Regions from separate parts of the Mus musculus genome. Here region 1 is linked to region 2. A link is a loop called in an ENCODE intact Hi-C map of the cell type or tissue named here. Cell type or tissue: gastrocnemius. All regions are shown on one strand. Each heading gives the region's core, and the rest is flanking DNA. Links, peaks and the distances in the headings are about the cores only.

The links. Peaks named below come from ENCODE experiments on the same cell type or tissue, not always from the same donor. Only the 100,000 strongest peaks of a DNase experiment are listed, where the experiment ranks them.
Region 1: it touches region 2 in a loop (2.4-fold over the local background); 27 of 42 quality-filtered maps call a loop at or near these places.

What each region holds. Positions count from the first base shown.
Region 1 is chr6:135,084,752-135,092,579 of GRCm38, forward strand. No RefSeq gene overlaps it. Among named protein-coding and RNA genes, the nearest start is that of Gprc5a, 23 kb to the left of the region's middle. In gastrocnemius, for the core only: a CTCF peak has its summit at 3,162 (motif pointing right); a DNase peak (open chromatin) is centred at 3,171; H3K4me3 peaks cover 679 bases.
Region 2 is chr6:135,374,402-135,382,229 of GRCm38, forward strand. It overlaps Emp1 (epithelial membrane protein 1), which reads left to right. Exons shown (of 5, transcript NM_010128.4): 2 at 2,777-2,887; 3 at 5,500-5,596; 4 at 5,700-5,840; 5 at 6,573-7,828. The coding sequence starts at 2,810. The coding sequence ends at 6,739. Among named protein-coding and RNA genes, the nearest start is that of Emp1, 15 kb to the left of the region's middle. In gastrocnemius, for the core only: a CTCF peak has its summit at 3,560 (motif pointing left); DNase peaks (open chromatin) are centred at 3,253 and 3,551; H3K4me3 peaks cover 412 bases; H3K27ac peaks cover 302 bases.

The sequences.
Region 1 (7,828 bases), core at 1,236-6,235, 290 kb before region 2:
TTGAAAAAAATATGATTTAAAGATTTTGTGGGTATGAGTTTGCACATGCTGCGGGGAGGCCAGGGAATAACTTCACAAACTCTGCCGGGCAGAGGATTAGGAGTCTCTGTGCTATGGAGAAACTAGGATTCTCATACTTAGCCATAGCACGACACGCAAGTGTGAGCTTAGTTAGGGACTTGCTCCTTAAAGAGACAGGTAGATTTCTGTGAGTTTGAGGCTAGTCTGTTCTACACAGGGAGACCGGGCCAGAGAACTGGCAGCGTGGCTTACCTGTAATCTCCTGCTGAGGCAGGAGGATTGCCATGATTTCTGAGGCCAGTCTGAACTACAGAGTAAGACTTTGTCTCAACAACAACAACAATAAAAACAAACAAAGCCACAGAAAAGCGAGTTAGGGCTGTGAAGAAGTGTGGGTATTCACAGCTCGGGTATTGATAGCTCATAAAGGCTGGCAGGCTGCACTTTCATTTGCCTGGTTGTTTTTTTTTTTTTTTTTTACTGATTGAAGACAGAATGACAGAGTTGGTGAGAACCTGAATTCAATCTCCGGATCTGCATAGTGGAGCGAGAGCAGATTCCTGAGGTAAGTCCTTCTAGACTCGCCTAGTCTTTCTCAAGAACCCAGTGGGGTTTCTTGTGAGGAAAAAAAAATTATATATATAGTCTTAGTTGGGGCTTCATTGCTGTGAAGAATGAAGAATGCTGTCACCAAGGCAACTCTGACAAAGGCAGACATGTAATTGGGGCTGGCTTATGGTTTCAGAGATTCAATCAATTATTTTTTTTTTAAAGATTTATTTTATTAATATATGTAAGTACACTGTAGCTGTCTTCAGACACTCCAGAAGAGGGAGTCAGATCTTGTTGGGGATGGTTGTGAGCCACCATGTGGTTGCTGGGATTTGAACTCTGGACCTTCGGAAGAGCAACCGGGTGCTCTTACCCACTGAGCCATCTCACCAGCCCAGATTCAATCAATTATTATCATGGCAGAGAAACATGGCAGTGTGCAGGCAGACATGGTGCTGGAGAACAAGCTGAGAGTTTTACATCTCCATCCGGAGGCAGCAGGAGATGGTCTGCCACACTGGCTGTAGCTTGAGCATAGGTGACTTCAAAGCCTACCCCCACAGCAAAACACTTCCTCCAAGGCCTTGCTTACTGCAACAGGGCCACACCTCCTAATAGTGCCACTCCCTATGGCCAAGTATTTAAACACATGATGTTCCTAGCCAGGCATGGTGGCTCTCACTTTTCTAATGCTCTGGAGGCTGAGGTAGGGAGACTACCATGATTTTAAGACCCAGCTTAGGCTACAGTGTAAGGACCCTGTGCCATGACTCCTCACTAAATGTATATTCATGTTTTAATCTCACAACACAAAAATCAACACAATGGAGCTCTGAATTCAAAAGGTGTGGATCTTCCTCTGCACCATCAAGCCAGCAGTATCACAGTGGAAGCCCGGGAAGTGACCTGTGATTTAACTCAAATCTTACACCATCTACCTGGAGACAATATCACATCCCATGGATTGAGAGAGCCCAGAATTCCAAACGGATCACCATCACTTGTTTATCAGTCTGGTCCCTGGGTGCTAGATCTGTGTTTCTAATTTCTCTGCTATAAACTGGGTGTTCTCACCCTTTCCTGTCAGGACTGACTCCCAGGAGTCGGGGAAATGTCTCTGCATTTGTTATAAAGGCTGCTGCAAAGGATACAGATGAGATCTACAGGCTAGCCATGGGAGAAGCTTCTGACCTTATGACTCTATGTGCACCATCCACCAGGGCAGGCCAAGCACGTAGCCTCCTGAAGCGTTTTGGATTGTGTCTGAGTTTGTATGGAGTTGGTGTGCCTAGCAGGACTGCAGATAGATGTGTGTGTGTATGTGTGTGTGTGTGTGTGTGAGAGAGAGAGAGAGACAGAGACAGAGACAGAGACAGAGAGAGACAGACAGAGACAGAGAGACAGACCCTGCAAGGCTTGTGTATTCCTCTCTCTCTCTGGCCCAAGATGACTTGGAATTCACCATGTAGCCCACGTTGGCTTGTGGCCATCCTGCCTCAGTCTGCTAACTGGGAATTAAGGTCATCGTGACTAGCAACTTCCGGGCTCTTAGGTCTTCCGTTCTTCGTTCTTCACTGGAAGGTATCAGATTACCTCTGGATAAGGAGACTGAAGACCTGCTACCTGCTCCTCCTTTTTGGGGATAGTGTTTAGCTCTGTATGGGGGCCTCAAACTCAAGGGGATATGCTTGCCTCTGTCTCCTGAACTCTGGGACTAAAGGTATGTCTCTTGAGACAAAGTCTCATGGAGCCTAGGGTGGCCTCCAACCCTATGAAGCTGAGGCTGGTATGGCCATTCTGCTCCCACCTCCCCTGAAGGGCATAGAATGTTCTGGGCCCATCTTGTCGTTAAGGGAGGAGCCTTGCCAGGGTTTCTTTCTTTTTTTTTTTTTCTTTTTTTTTTAAGATTTATTTATTTATTATATGTAAGTACACTGTAGCTGTCTTCAGACACACCAGAAGAGGGAGTCAGATCTCGTTACGGATGGTTGTGAGCCACCATGTGGTTGCTGGGATTTGAACTCTGGACCTTCGGAAGAGCAGTCGGGTGCTCTAACCCACTGAGCCATCTCACCAGCCCGTTGCCAGGGTTTCTATACCTATGGCTGTTGAGACACCGAGGAGGACCTGGGAATGGCACCATCTCTGTCTCTGGAGAGCTTTGGCCAAGAGATTAAATGGTCCCCCAAGTGGAAAGATGGTCACAACATTCTGAGTGCGTGCCCTTTCTGGTAACAGAAGACTGCCTCTGCAAAGTGCTGGTCTTTCCCATGGCCCGTTGTCACTTCTGTTCATTTATAAGCTCTTTGCGTCAAGGGCTAGAAGTTCCACGTTTGAGAATTACTATACGGAAGAGGACTTCAATCTCATCTCCGCCCATAGGAAAGTAGAATGCGAAGACTCAGTCCAGGCTGGCCCTTGGCCAGTGTCAGTTGATTGATGTCTGGAGGCAAAGTGCCACTCTTTGAACTAAACGGTTAATGATGAATCAATGCGCAAGCCCAGCAGCCTTCTCTCTTTTTTTTAATCACGTGTGAAATAGACTTAGGGTCCCACCTTTCCGAACCAAAGTTGCCATACCCGGCTTCTCCACTAGATGGCAGGAAGACCTCAGCGTTCAACCCTGGGGAGCCTAAATACAGCATCTCCTGGCTTAAGGCCCCATTCTGGTTGAGGGCACAAGATTGTGAGCAGGACCGAGGGAGGCGTGCCTCAGAGCTGCCCCTTCCCCTAACCTTTAAAGCCACTTCCCGTCTCCTTTGCCCTTATTTTTTTTGTGTGTGAACTTCTCCAAGGTTTCCCAGCCCGTTTGCACGCAACCTGGCATCATTACATGTAACGTCTCACGGACTGATCTTATGAATGTCATCTGGTATTTATGTGGTGAGAACATTGGCTCTCGGTCAAAACCAGAAGTACAAGCTGGCCCTGGAGATCCAGGAGCCCCCTCCGCCCTCCCACTCGCTCCGTGTTTCCTTCCGTTCTGGGCTTACTGTTGCTGAGCACTGAATGCCCTGTTGGGCTTTTTTGATTTCCTGACTACTTTCTTTTGTTGCTGCCAGGGTTTTGCATGGTCACTGATATCCCAGCCTCAGCCTCAAATGGAGCGTTGCTTCAGAAAATCCTAACTGTTTACCTCTGAGCACCGGGGAATCTGGACTTTAGCTTGTAGGTTGCTGTCTTTGTGTGTTAAACATTTTAACTAATTAATTAATCAATCAATTAATTAATCAATCAATTAATTAACTAATTAATTAATTATGTGTGGGTTCCTGTGCATGTGTGTAGAGGTCACTTCTCTCTTCCCACCACACAGGTTCTAGAGACTGAAGTCAGGCCCAGACTTGCATCTCTCCCTGCTGAGCTATTGCCTGTTTCCTTTTCTTTTCCTTCTTTTACATGAAAGGTTTTATTATATGCGTGCTTTTATCTGTGTACGTGTATCACATGTATGCCCTCAGGGAAAGAAAGGGACCGGTCCTTTAGGGGTGAATTACAACCAGTTGTAAGCTGCCTTGTGAATGCTGGGAACGGAACTCAGGTCTTCTGTGAGAATAGCCAGTGTTCTTAGCTCTTGAGCCCCCCCCCCCTCTCTCTGACAGGATCTTATATAGCTTGTGTTAGCCTCAAAGTCACTTTGTAGGCAAGGTCCTTCTACCTCCGCCTCCCAAGAAGTAGGACCACAGGTGTATATAGCACCATGTCTGGCTTGCTTTTGGAATGTGTGTGTGTGTGTGTGTGTGTGAACCTCTACCTATATGCATGTATGGAGGTCAGAAGGAGACACTGAGTGTTTCTGTTCTATCACCCTCTGCCTTATTTCTTGGAGACAGGGTCTCTCACTGTAGCTAGAGCTAGGCTAGCAAGCCCTGGCGATCTTCCCTGACAAGGCAGAGGCTACAGGTACATGTGTAACCACAATGTTTTACTTGGGTCTTGGGTATTTGAACATAAGTTCTCATGCTTGCATAGCAAGCATACTTACTTACTGAGCCAGGTGTGAGGCAGGGTTTGATGCTGTATCCCAGGCTAGCCTGGTACTACATATCCCAGGCTGGCCTTTCACTCTCAGGACTCCTGTTCCGGCCTCCCAGGTATCCCTTACAGGCCTGCATCTGCATGTCTGGCTCTAGAACCCTTTGTCTTCAGGGCAGATAATGCTTTGGCCTCCCTGGATTCTGCTGATGTTCCATAGATGGCTGGGTTTGGGTAGCAAGTCACTGGTGCCTGACCCTGCAACTCCCCAAATACCTACAGAGTTGCCCATTCCTTGGAGAGGAACATCTCTGGACCTAAAACTCTGTGGTTTAAGGAGGTCGCAGAGACTGTCTGGTTGGTGTCTCTGCAGCCTTCATTTAACAGGAAACTCAGGGAAGCACGATGGAGCAGATACAGTAAGGATTGTATCGCTGGTTCTTGGCTCTCTCTGCTGTCAATCCCTGATCAATTCTACAACTGTTTTTAAAGGGAGCATTTGGTCAAAGAAACAAAGCCTGAGTATGATCACCCATATTTTCAGGATTCCTCTGATTCTCCTTCTTCAAATCAGGAGCCCTCTCCTGGCCTCTCTCCTGGTCTTCTCGCCCTGTCTGGCATGGAAGCCGCAGGGAGGCACTGGTGGGAACTGCCTTTCTGATTTGTCCTCCATCTCCCAGCCTTGAGTCAGCTGTCAGGTGAGGGCGCTCCAGACAAGAAGAAAAGCTTTCCCTCAAGCTGCAGCCCGTGAGATGGGGGTGGGGTGGGGGTGGGGGGACGACGACACAAAGTTCCCGCAGGCCTGAAGCCTCTGTGCAGTGTAAGCCAGCGCCCAGTGCTGATTCTCTCTCTGTGGGAAGTTATGTCTCCTTTAAGGGACATTCACCTGACCTTGGAAACTTTCTTATTCGTTCGTTCGTTCGTTCGTTCGTTCGTCTGTCTGTCTATCTATCTATCTATCTATCTATCTATCTATCTATCTATCTATCTATCTATCTATCTATCTACCTACTGACAAGATTATCCTATGTAACCCAGGCTGGTCTGGAAAACACCGTGTAGCCCACACTGGATTGGATGGTCCTCCTGCCTCGGCATCTTGAATGCTGAGGTTGTAAGTGTCCATGGGGTCTTAAGTGTTCCTTAGGAGAGCAGACACAAGCCAGATGGTGGTGGCTCACTTCTTTAATCCCAGATCTCTGAATTCAAGGCCAGCTTTTTCTACAGAGTAAGTTCCAGGACAGAGAGAGAGAGAGAAAGGGAGAGAGAGACAGAGAGAGGGGGGGGAGGAGGGAGAGAGAGAGAGGGAGAAGAAGAAGAAGAAGAAGAAGAAGAGGAGGAGGAGGAGGAGGAGGAGGAGGAGGAGGAGGAGGAGGAGGAGGAGGAGGAGGAGGAGGAGGAGGAGGGGAGAGAGACAGAGGACACAGAGACAGAGATAGAGACAGAGAACACAGAGAGCGTCACCGGAAAGCCCACACGTCATTATGGGGTTTGCAATGCCTTGCCCTGAGGTGCTGGCACTGCAGCACACATTCCAATCCCCCAGATCTAGCAACAGGCAATAAAATGAACCTTGGCTTAGCTGGGCTTGTGGCACATAACTTACGGCTTATAACCCCAGTGCTTAGGAAACTGACAACTGAAAGTTGTCACAAATCTTGTAGGCCTGTTTGGGATACAGAAGACTCTGCTTCCCTCCCCACCCTTACAAGAAAAACAGATGGGGCAATCTCAGCCCTTCTGAGGGAGAGGCATGACAACCAGGAGTTCAAGGCCAGCCTTGGGCCACATAGTAAAAATAAGGCCAGCCTGGGTTACACAAGATCCCTTTTCCACTCCTCACCTCCACAAAAGAAGAAACAGTTTAAAAAAATGAAGCGTTAGTAGGTGTGGTGGTGTGCACCTGTAATCCCAGTACACAGGAGATAGATACAGAACGATCAAGAGTTCAGAGTCATCTTTAGCTTCTTGGTGGGTTTAGGGTCAGCCTGGGCTACATGAGAAATTGTCTCTAAATAAATAAATGAAACTGAGGAAGAAGAAGAAGACTGGGAAGGGGAGGGGGAGGGGGAGAGGGAGACGATGCTTTAATGGGATTTGTTACCACACATGCAAGCAACCCCTCCTGCTCCCAGCTGTCTCCCTCTCTGGTCTCTTCCATGCATTGATGTACTGGTTCTGCTGGACTTGTTACAACTCAATTCAAAGCACCTCTCTGATGACTCAGGATAGCTGTGCGTGAGCTCAGAGACAATGCTTGTACCCAGCACCATCTCCCCCCCCCCCCCACCTACATAAAGCTGTGCCTCAGCCCTTCCCTCGATAAGATGGAATGACTGTAGTGTGCTGCCATCTTTCTGGGTTGCCATAATGCACGTGAATGCCCTTGGCTGGAGCTCTCAAGAGCATCCACAATGGTGGGGTCTTACCAGGACACACTTGAAGCCACAGTCTAGGTTCTGACTGACGACTGGTTAATCTGAAGTCACTGATGAGCAGAGCTGAGACCGTGGTCAGCCTTGGGCACACTAAGCAAACATGGAGTGATTGGCTCTGGATTTGACGTGCTGCTCAAAGACCTAGGAGAATGGCAGATTTATCTTCTCTCATCCTGTCAGCCTGATTTTGTTACTGAGAATCTCAGCTGCCATCTCGGACCATGAAGAAGCAAGAAAAAAAACCCATAGGAAGGGGGCTGGAGAAATGGCTCAGTGGTTAAGAACATTGGTTGATCTTCTAGAGGACTTGGGTTCGATTCCCAACACTCACACAATGGCTCACAATTATCTGTTAACTCCAGTTTCAGAGGATCCCGTAATATCTTATGGTCTCCTTGGGCACTGCATGTACCTGCTACATACATATACATGCTACATACATATACATGCTTGCTACCATATACCCCCAAATACCCTCACACGAAATAAAGTAAAAATAAATAAAAAATACCACATGGGACAGAAAATCCTGGATTCTTTTTCTATCATTGCCAAAATAGATAAATAAAATATTCCAGTAGAAGGAAGGATTATTCTAGAGTTTTTTTCCCCACAAGAAACTGAAATAGAACAAGCACATATTGATCTTAGTATGATGTCTGCAAGACAGAGGTAATGACAAAACCTAAGTCAGAGTTAAGAGTTAATAGTGGTCAGGTGTGGTGCACATTCCTTTAATCCCAGTACTAGGGTTCAAGGCTAGCCTGGCCTACAAAGAGAGTTGCAAGACAGCTAGGACTGTTTCACAGAGAAACCCTGTCTCGGGAAGAAAAATTAAACAC
Region 2 (7,828 bases), core at 1,034-6,033:
CTCAGTAACTCCTCCACAGTGGATGGACACAGTGCCTAGAGGCACAGAGAACTGAGGGTCTTGTTCACTAAGAATACTCATTGATCTGAGATATTTTGTTCCTTGCCTTAGAGGAAAGACACAGAACACACACACACACACACACACACACACACACACACACACACACACACACCCTATCGCAGATAAAAGAGCCACTTTTTGGTTTGCATCTCCTCATCTGCTCTTCAAGTGGCAGCAGGCAGGGGACAAGAACTAGTTGGGCCTGCGCTGAGGTAAGAAGAGAGACGGAGTAGCCCAAAGTGTCCATGCTGCCCAGACATGACGAGCGGCCACTGGACCAGGCTGTCAGCAGGATGAAACAAGAGGGACTCTGCTGGATAGGGTCCCAGGGCAATCAAGGAGACAGAAAGACTTCTGGATTTGCCTGCCTGTCAGGCAACTCATTTAAAGAGGCCTCACTTGGTGAATTATGGTCCATTCTTGGCTCCTCAGCTACTTTTCACGATTAGGAGAAAATTTGTCAATTATAAACAAAATGAACCCGAGAGTCATTACAGGGTCGAGGAGGGTGGGGGGAAAGTTCCCATTATGTGATTCTTGTCCTTTTCTTTCCTGAGCCAGCTTTATTCTAGATGGGCAAGCCTGGGCTGAGAAAAGCCAACTGTCTCTAGAGGATCTGTTCTTAATACCCTCCCTACTGGAGGGGTGAGGACTAGACAAAAATGTCAATTTCTGAGGACCAAAGTGATTTTAGCCATATGCTGTCCGGTGAACTACCCTGCAAATGTCTTATTTCTTGACTTTGATGTGGGGTGGCATGTGACTGAGTAACTGGACCGGGTTGGTAACAGTCATTCTGCTTCATAGAAGAAAGACAGTAACAACAACAACAATCACGGCAACCCTGTTATTAGTACCATGTGACACACACGGTACTTACTGTACCATGCTTCAGAAGGCATTTTTACTTACGTAATCCAGTTGCAGCCTCACACCTCTGGGTATAGTCGGTATCATTACCCCTCTTCACATATGAGGAAACGGAGGCAGAGATCAAAGCCCTTGGAATAATTCTAAGTCAACTTCTAACTCAAAAAACAAAACAGTAAAACAAATCCTTTTCTCCACACATGAAAGCCAAGGGGGAAGTTACGGAGGTAGGCGAGAACCACAGAAAAGCAGCAGTGAACTTGAAAGTTGGGAGAGAGGATTCACAGGCTCTCCCCAGAGGCAGCAGGAAAATGGCATCGGGTTTTGCCATTCACAGTTAAATTGAGAACATTCTCTGCCTGCCTCCCTCACCGTTGGAGGGAAGCAGCCAGTGGGGAAGAGGATTTTTTTTGGAGAGTAGAAACCAGTGTGTACAAAGAGCCAAGAACCCAGGCGTGCAGTAGATCACGTTTGGTTTTGAGTAGCTAATGAGAAAGCGAGAGGAGATAAAAGACACGCAGAATGTCAGAATAATGATAGTATCGGTGTTCTAATAAATACCTAGTGTAGCTTGAAAGTGGCTTAGGCACAGACAAAGCATCAATTAAATCAGGTGGAGGGGGGTGGGGAACAAGCAATTGCAGGATGCACACAGCATCTCCTCTATGGTTGGTGCATCCTCACACACTCCCTGCCTAGAGGGTGAATACCTCCCCCACCTCCAAGTCCTTTCCCTTTGATGTCTCTCTGAGCTGACTCTGCATCTGTCATAGGTGTGACACAGAGGGTATGCACGGCTGCCCCATGTGTGCCCTCTTACGCTTCCTTTAGCTTCTAGATTTTATGATCAGTGGTCTCTGTTGAGATTGTGGCTGAGAACTTTTGTTTATCCATGCACATTGTTAATTTATATTAGTTCAACTCTTCCGAAGGGTGATTCATACATCTGTTTGTCTTTGGGGATGGGTCTTGAATGACTGAAGTTGCATAAACACCACACACCAGCAAAAAGCACATCTGGTGTTATCTCAAGCTTTACACTTCTGGAGCCCCAGAGCTGTCATGTTGAACCGCAGGAAATCTAACATCGCCCTAGACCCATAACAGCATCCCCACCAAGAGGCACGCAGGGCCAAAGGCTCAGGTGTTGCAAATATTAGTCTGGAATGCTAAATCAGTAAGTGGCCGGGCCATTACCCAGTAATTAGGTTGTCACACTATTGGGTGCCAAAGAGCACTGTAATAACAGAAGTTGTGTCTCTCTTATTTTACGTCTCATCCGGGATCAAATTAGTAGCCAATTTGCTCTATGGCCGTTGAGTAATAGTGGCGTGTGCTGCAGAACTCATTGTTTCTATTCAGTTTGCTGGGTGAGCATTTTGCTGGAGCACTGATGCTTTCCTCATGCAAATGGAAACCGGGCATGCATGCTGCTGCAGAGTTCTGGAGGTGACAAAAATCTTCCAAAAACTCAAAGCCTGACATTTTTGGCCTGTCAATCACAAACAAAACATTAGCAGCTGCTATAAAGCATACCATGCGCTTCTTAATATAATGAATATTATATTCTGTAATTATACTCATTATATCTGTAGAATATTCATTATATTAAAGAGATGAATCTATAAACATGTGGGAGCAAAACAGAAGTACTTGTCTATACACAGATGAGTAAGCATTTGGGTATGTGTATCAATCAGGTTTTAGAACATTTTGATGTAATTTTAAATTTTAAAAATTGTCACACTTTCTTGTGTCAACAGAGATCCTGAAATGAGAAGGTGGGATGCGTCTTACTGACTGTGACAATAACCTTTCTGTCTCCCCCGTCTTTTGTTTTCAGAATTCTCTACTCAGAAGTCACCAAAAAGCCAAGATGTTGGTGCTACTGGCTGGTCTCTTTGTGGTCCACATTGCCACTGCCATTATGCTGTTTGTCTCCACCATTGCCAACGTGAGTCCCAGCCCCCTGTTTCCTCATCCCAGGAAGGATCTTAGGAATAGTTTGGTAAAAGGTTAAAAAACAAACAAACAAAAACGGGAGCTGGGAGTGTTAAATCACAGAGCAGAGAACTTCTTGAATAGCTGTGAGGGGAAAACAAACAAACAAACAAACAAACAAACAAACAAACACATACTCATAGATCGGGAAGAAATAACCAAAGTGTAAAAGGCGAGAGTCCACAAGTGATTCCTCTAGGGGTGTTGGGAGGTTCAGCTTTGAGAAGAATCCTCTCCACGGGAGGTGGACACTGAGGTGCGTTTGGAGGATGGGCGTGTCTCCTCTAGAGGAGGAAGTAGAAGAAAATAGAAGTGCAGTTCAGGCAGAAGGGCAAAGACGCCCTCGTGGGACAGACTCTCCCTGTGCTCAGGTTAACAATATCTGCTCATGCGCTAGATCGCAGATTCCTGATAGATAGATAGACATCAGAGAATAAGGACACTGCTTTGGTTATGAGGTTGACAAATTCAAGTTTTGTGTGGAAATAGGTGTGTGAAATGGAATTTGGTAGGATTAACTTGGTGTCCCGTGAATCAAATAAAACGATCTTCTACGGAGATCGCTAGTCTGTCTTTGCTCTCGGAACCCGGGGCTACTCTGACCCCTAGTGGTCATTTTTAGCACCCACTTTGTATTGTCTTAGACAAAATGAGCCAGTTTCTTGAACTTAGAAGTCAAGGCAGCCAGCTAGCCCATTGTGATGGTAGGATTTGCATGAAGAAGGCAGAGGCAAGAGAGAGGACCATGAGTTTGAGGCCAGCCAGAGCTACACATTTTGCCGGGTGTGTTGGCTTCCGCCTTTAGTACCACTTGGGAGGCAGTGAGTAAAGGTCAGCCGGGTCTATGTAGCAAGTTTCAGTATAGCCAGAAAACTACAGAGAGAAACCCTGCTCGAAAGAAAAAAAAAACCCAAAAATCCAAAAACCCCAAACCAACCAAAACAACAACAACAACCAACAACATTAAAGTTAAGACAGCCAATCATTAGACACACAAACAGTGCTCCAGGGTGGACTACAGTCCTTGCTGTGGTTAAAGGGTGAATAAGGTTTGCTTTGTTTTGTTTTCCAGATAGAGTTCATTTGTGTAGCCCTGGCTGTCCTGGAACTCACTATGTAGACCAGACTGGCTTGGATCTTAAGAGATCTGCCTGCCTCAGCTTCCCAAGTGCTGGTATTAAAGGCGGGTTCCTCTGTTGATTGACAAGGGTGAATAGGTCTTAAAGTCCAGACAGAAGGGGTTTTGCAAACATCAGAGTGTAAATACAAGCTAGGCCAGTTTAAGTGTTATGAAATAGGACATAACCCCTGCCCAACCTGTCTCCTGTAGGCTTGTAATTTGGCCATTCTATAAGCAGACTCCTAATCCTCACAGGATAACAGTGTGGTGGTAAACGTCAAACTGTATTAAGAGCTACCATGTGCTTCCTATTCACCCAGTACCAGCTCTGATGTGGGGGCTGAGAGATCAGGTGATTAGGTATGCTAGGGATTCCTGTTTCAGCACGGTTTGCGCATGTGTAGACAGAATTATCTTCTGTTCCAGAAGGGAATTGTTTTTCTTGGTCCAGGCAAGAAGGGATGGAGAACCTGGGGATGTGCATTTTGGCCACACCTTGTGCTTTTAGCTGCCTCTGCCTTGGAGCCCTTGATGCTGCATTTTGACATGGAATGACTTTGCATGTTCTAATGGTCTGCATCTGACCCTTCTGTATAGAGGAAGGTTGCCTGTGGGCCCCAGGTTCATTCTTGTCTCCGCAGTAGTCCTCTGTTTCTTTGTTGTTTCCAGCTGGACGTTTTCCCTTATCTTTTTTTTTGTTGTTGTTGTTCTTTAAAGATTTATTTTTAAAAGTATGTCTATGTGTGTGGATATGCACATACAAGTGCCAGTGAAGAAGATGTTGGATTCCCTGAGGCTGGAGTTACACATGGTTGTGAGTCTCCTAGTGGAGGCGCTGAGACCCGCACTCTAGTCCTCTTGTAAGAACTATAAATGTTCTTAATTGCTAAGCCGTTTTAAGATCCCCAGACATTTTTGTTTCTGTTTTTGCGTTTTGAGACGGAGTCTCATGTAGTCTACATTGGTCTCAAAGTTGCTATCTGAGTGGAAGCTTTAATTCCGGAGCCTCCTGAGTTATTTACAGGGTGCTGCAGTCACAGCGAGGTGCTCCCAGGCAAGAGTTAACTTGTTTTCCTCATTAGCTAGGGATTTAAATGTGAGTCTTTTTAAAGGAGATTGTGCATACTCAATATATATTTCCTCACCCAGAGTTTTTGTTCCTTAGAACTTCAGAATTTTAAACCACTATGGTGGAATTTCTTTAGTTAGTTTGTGTGTGTGTGTGCACCACCAATAGTGAAATCCAAAATATATCTTTTTGGGGTCACAATTCTCTCTCTTGGGACCTTTGTGTACCTGGGATCTAATTTCTACAGAGACATGAGGCTTAGCAGTATTTATAGCTGCATAGGACGTCTTGGTTAAGATTTGGTCCTGACACGTGTTGACATCCTCTTCTGAAAGCAGAAGGGTAATTCTTAATCAACTCCATCTCCTGGTTTCAGGTCTGGATGGTTGCAGATTACGCAAATGCATCTGTAGGGCTTTGGAAGAACTGCACTGGTGGTAACTGCGACGGCTCCCTGTCCTACGGCAATGAAGGTATGCATGCAGACATCAATGCCTAGAACACCGTGGGTGTGTTCAGGAAGGTGTCCAGACTCTCTGGTTGTCTAATGCTCCTGGTTCTGTCTTGTCTTCACAGATGCTATCAAGGCAGTGCAAGCCTTCATGATCCTCTCCATCATCTTCTCCATCATCTCCCTTGTGGTCTTCGTGTTCCAGCTCTTCACTATGGAGAAGGGAAACCGGTTCTTCCTCTCAGGGTCCACCATGCTGGTGTGCTGTGAGTATCCAGAGCAGCAGAGTCTATTTTACATGAGAGCATCAGTTTCCCCCCCACCCCCGCCCCACTGTTCCAGACTGAGCACAGGGCCTTGAGATGCTAAACAAATACCCTAATACTGAGCTACATACATAGTCCCACAGGAAAAGCTTACATCCTTGCTTCAGTCACTGCCCCTCAGATTAGCACATGGCTGTGTGGAGCTGCCTCTCTGGGCTGTTCTCTCCTCTAGTTATCTGTTGGTGGCCTGGTATTGCTGCTTGGATCAGGAACCCCCATATGCTTGGGCACCATCAGGACCACTTCAATACAGAAGGTGGGAATCCCCAGAGAAGATGCAGCTATTGCCATGATGTGCACAATTACTGCAATGCACCATCTTCTCCATTCTTTCCAGAAACACCCAGTTAGGTAAAAGGCCAGGCTTCTCTCATAACACCATACCTAGTTGTATGGAGGCCCAGATCGGACAGACAGGTAGAAATCAGGATGCGTCATGATTTATTCTTCATTACACACAAATCAGTACAGATAGGAGAGCCCAGCTATCTCTTATTCACCAACATACCATCAAGCGCAAATCTGGGCAAACCAACACAGTGACCTTTTACGGACACACGAAAAGAGTCCACTTTCCTATTGCTGTCCAGGAAAATGGGATCATAAAAACACCAAAAAAACCCCCAAAAACTCACTTCAATGCCAATCATGCCAGCTCCCCCTTTCTTGCAGGGCTGTGTATCCTGGTTGGAGTGTCAATCTACACTCATCATTACGCCCACAGCGAAGGGAACTTCAACTCCAGCAGCCACCAAGGCTATTGTTTCATCCTGACCTGGATCTGCTTCTGTTTCAGCTTCATCATCGGCATACTCTATATGGTCCTGAGGAAGAAATAAGCCGAATACGCTCATGGGCGTCTGGGGGCGGGGTGGGCTGGGTAGGAGGAAGCAACCTAACCTGGGAGGGAAGCAGGAGTCACTGTGTAGGAATAACAGAGAGGGGAGGGGGGTGGGGAGAGGGAAGGAAGAGGGGGAGAGGCCCAAACCCAAACCATATCTGGGGCGGTGGGATTCTCTACTGCCAAGCACCCATCCTTGGAAGAAAGTTGTTGGCTGATATGCTGATGCTTCCTTGACGTCACCAGAGAGTCCTCCTCTAGCCACCAAATATGGCCCCGTCCATCCTCAATTACATACACTCGGGGCCTCCCCAGCTGCCATACCACTGGCGCCACTCTTGAGGGTGGCTGCTGGGTCACACACTGAGGTCTTCCACATCCATATTATCAAGTTCTGATGGTGGTTCAGGTCTTAGCAAGAGCAGATATTGCTCTATGCTGAGGCTAAGTCTGGAAGCCACTTTGTCCTTGTGACCTAAAAACAAACATCAAATCCAGATCCCATGTGCCTGTAGTGGGAGCTTTGGCCAGGAAGCCAATGTGCATATTTGGTGGCCTTTCTAACAAAAGTATAGGAAGAGAGATGGTTTGTAAGTTCAAGCTGATGGAATTGGTTTAGCCAAGAAATGGAAGTTTCTACCCCAGAGGATCTTGGAGACAGGTGGGGACAGGCAGTGCTCCTCAGTCACGTGTCACCGAGCTGTCCCACATGGAGGCCTCCTATTGTGAACTTTGCTAGACTCTCACTTACAGCCAAGGCAGCTTTTCTGGAGTTTTTCTAGATTCTCTAGAGCCAAAGATGATAATGCCTCACAAAACATAGGGTCAAAGCATATGCCCACCGCAGTGCTATAGTAAGTTTGTGGGTTTTTAGGATTCCCCCAAAGCACTCAATGTATCTTGTATATGTAACAGGGGAGAAATGCATGTGTTCCTTTGACATACAATTCTGAACTAGGAATATTTGAGGAAGTCCAATGATGACCAACAACACTGGGGACCAGAATATAACATCTAAATGCAGTAGTCACTATTGCTTTGACCTGGGCTGGAGTGGTCTCCTCTCAACAGCTTTCATCACACTATT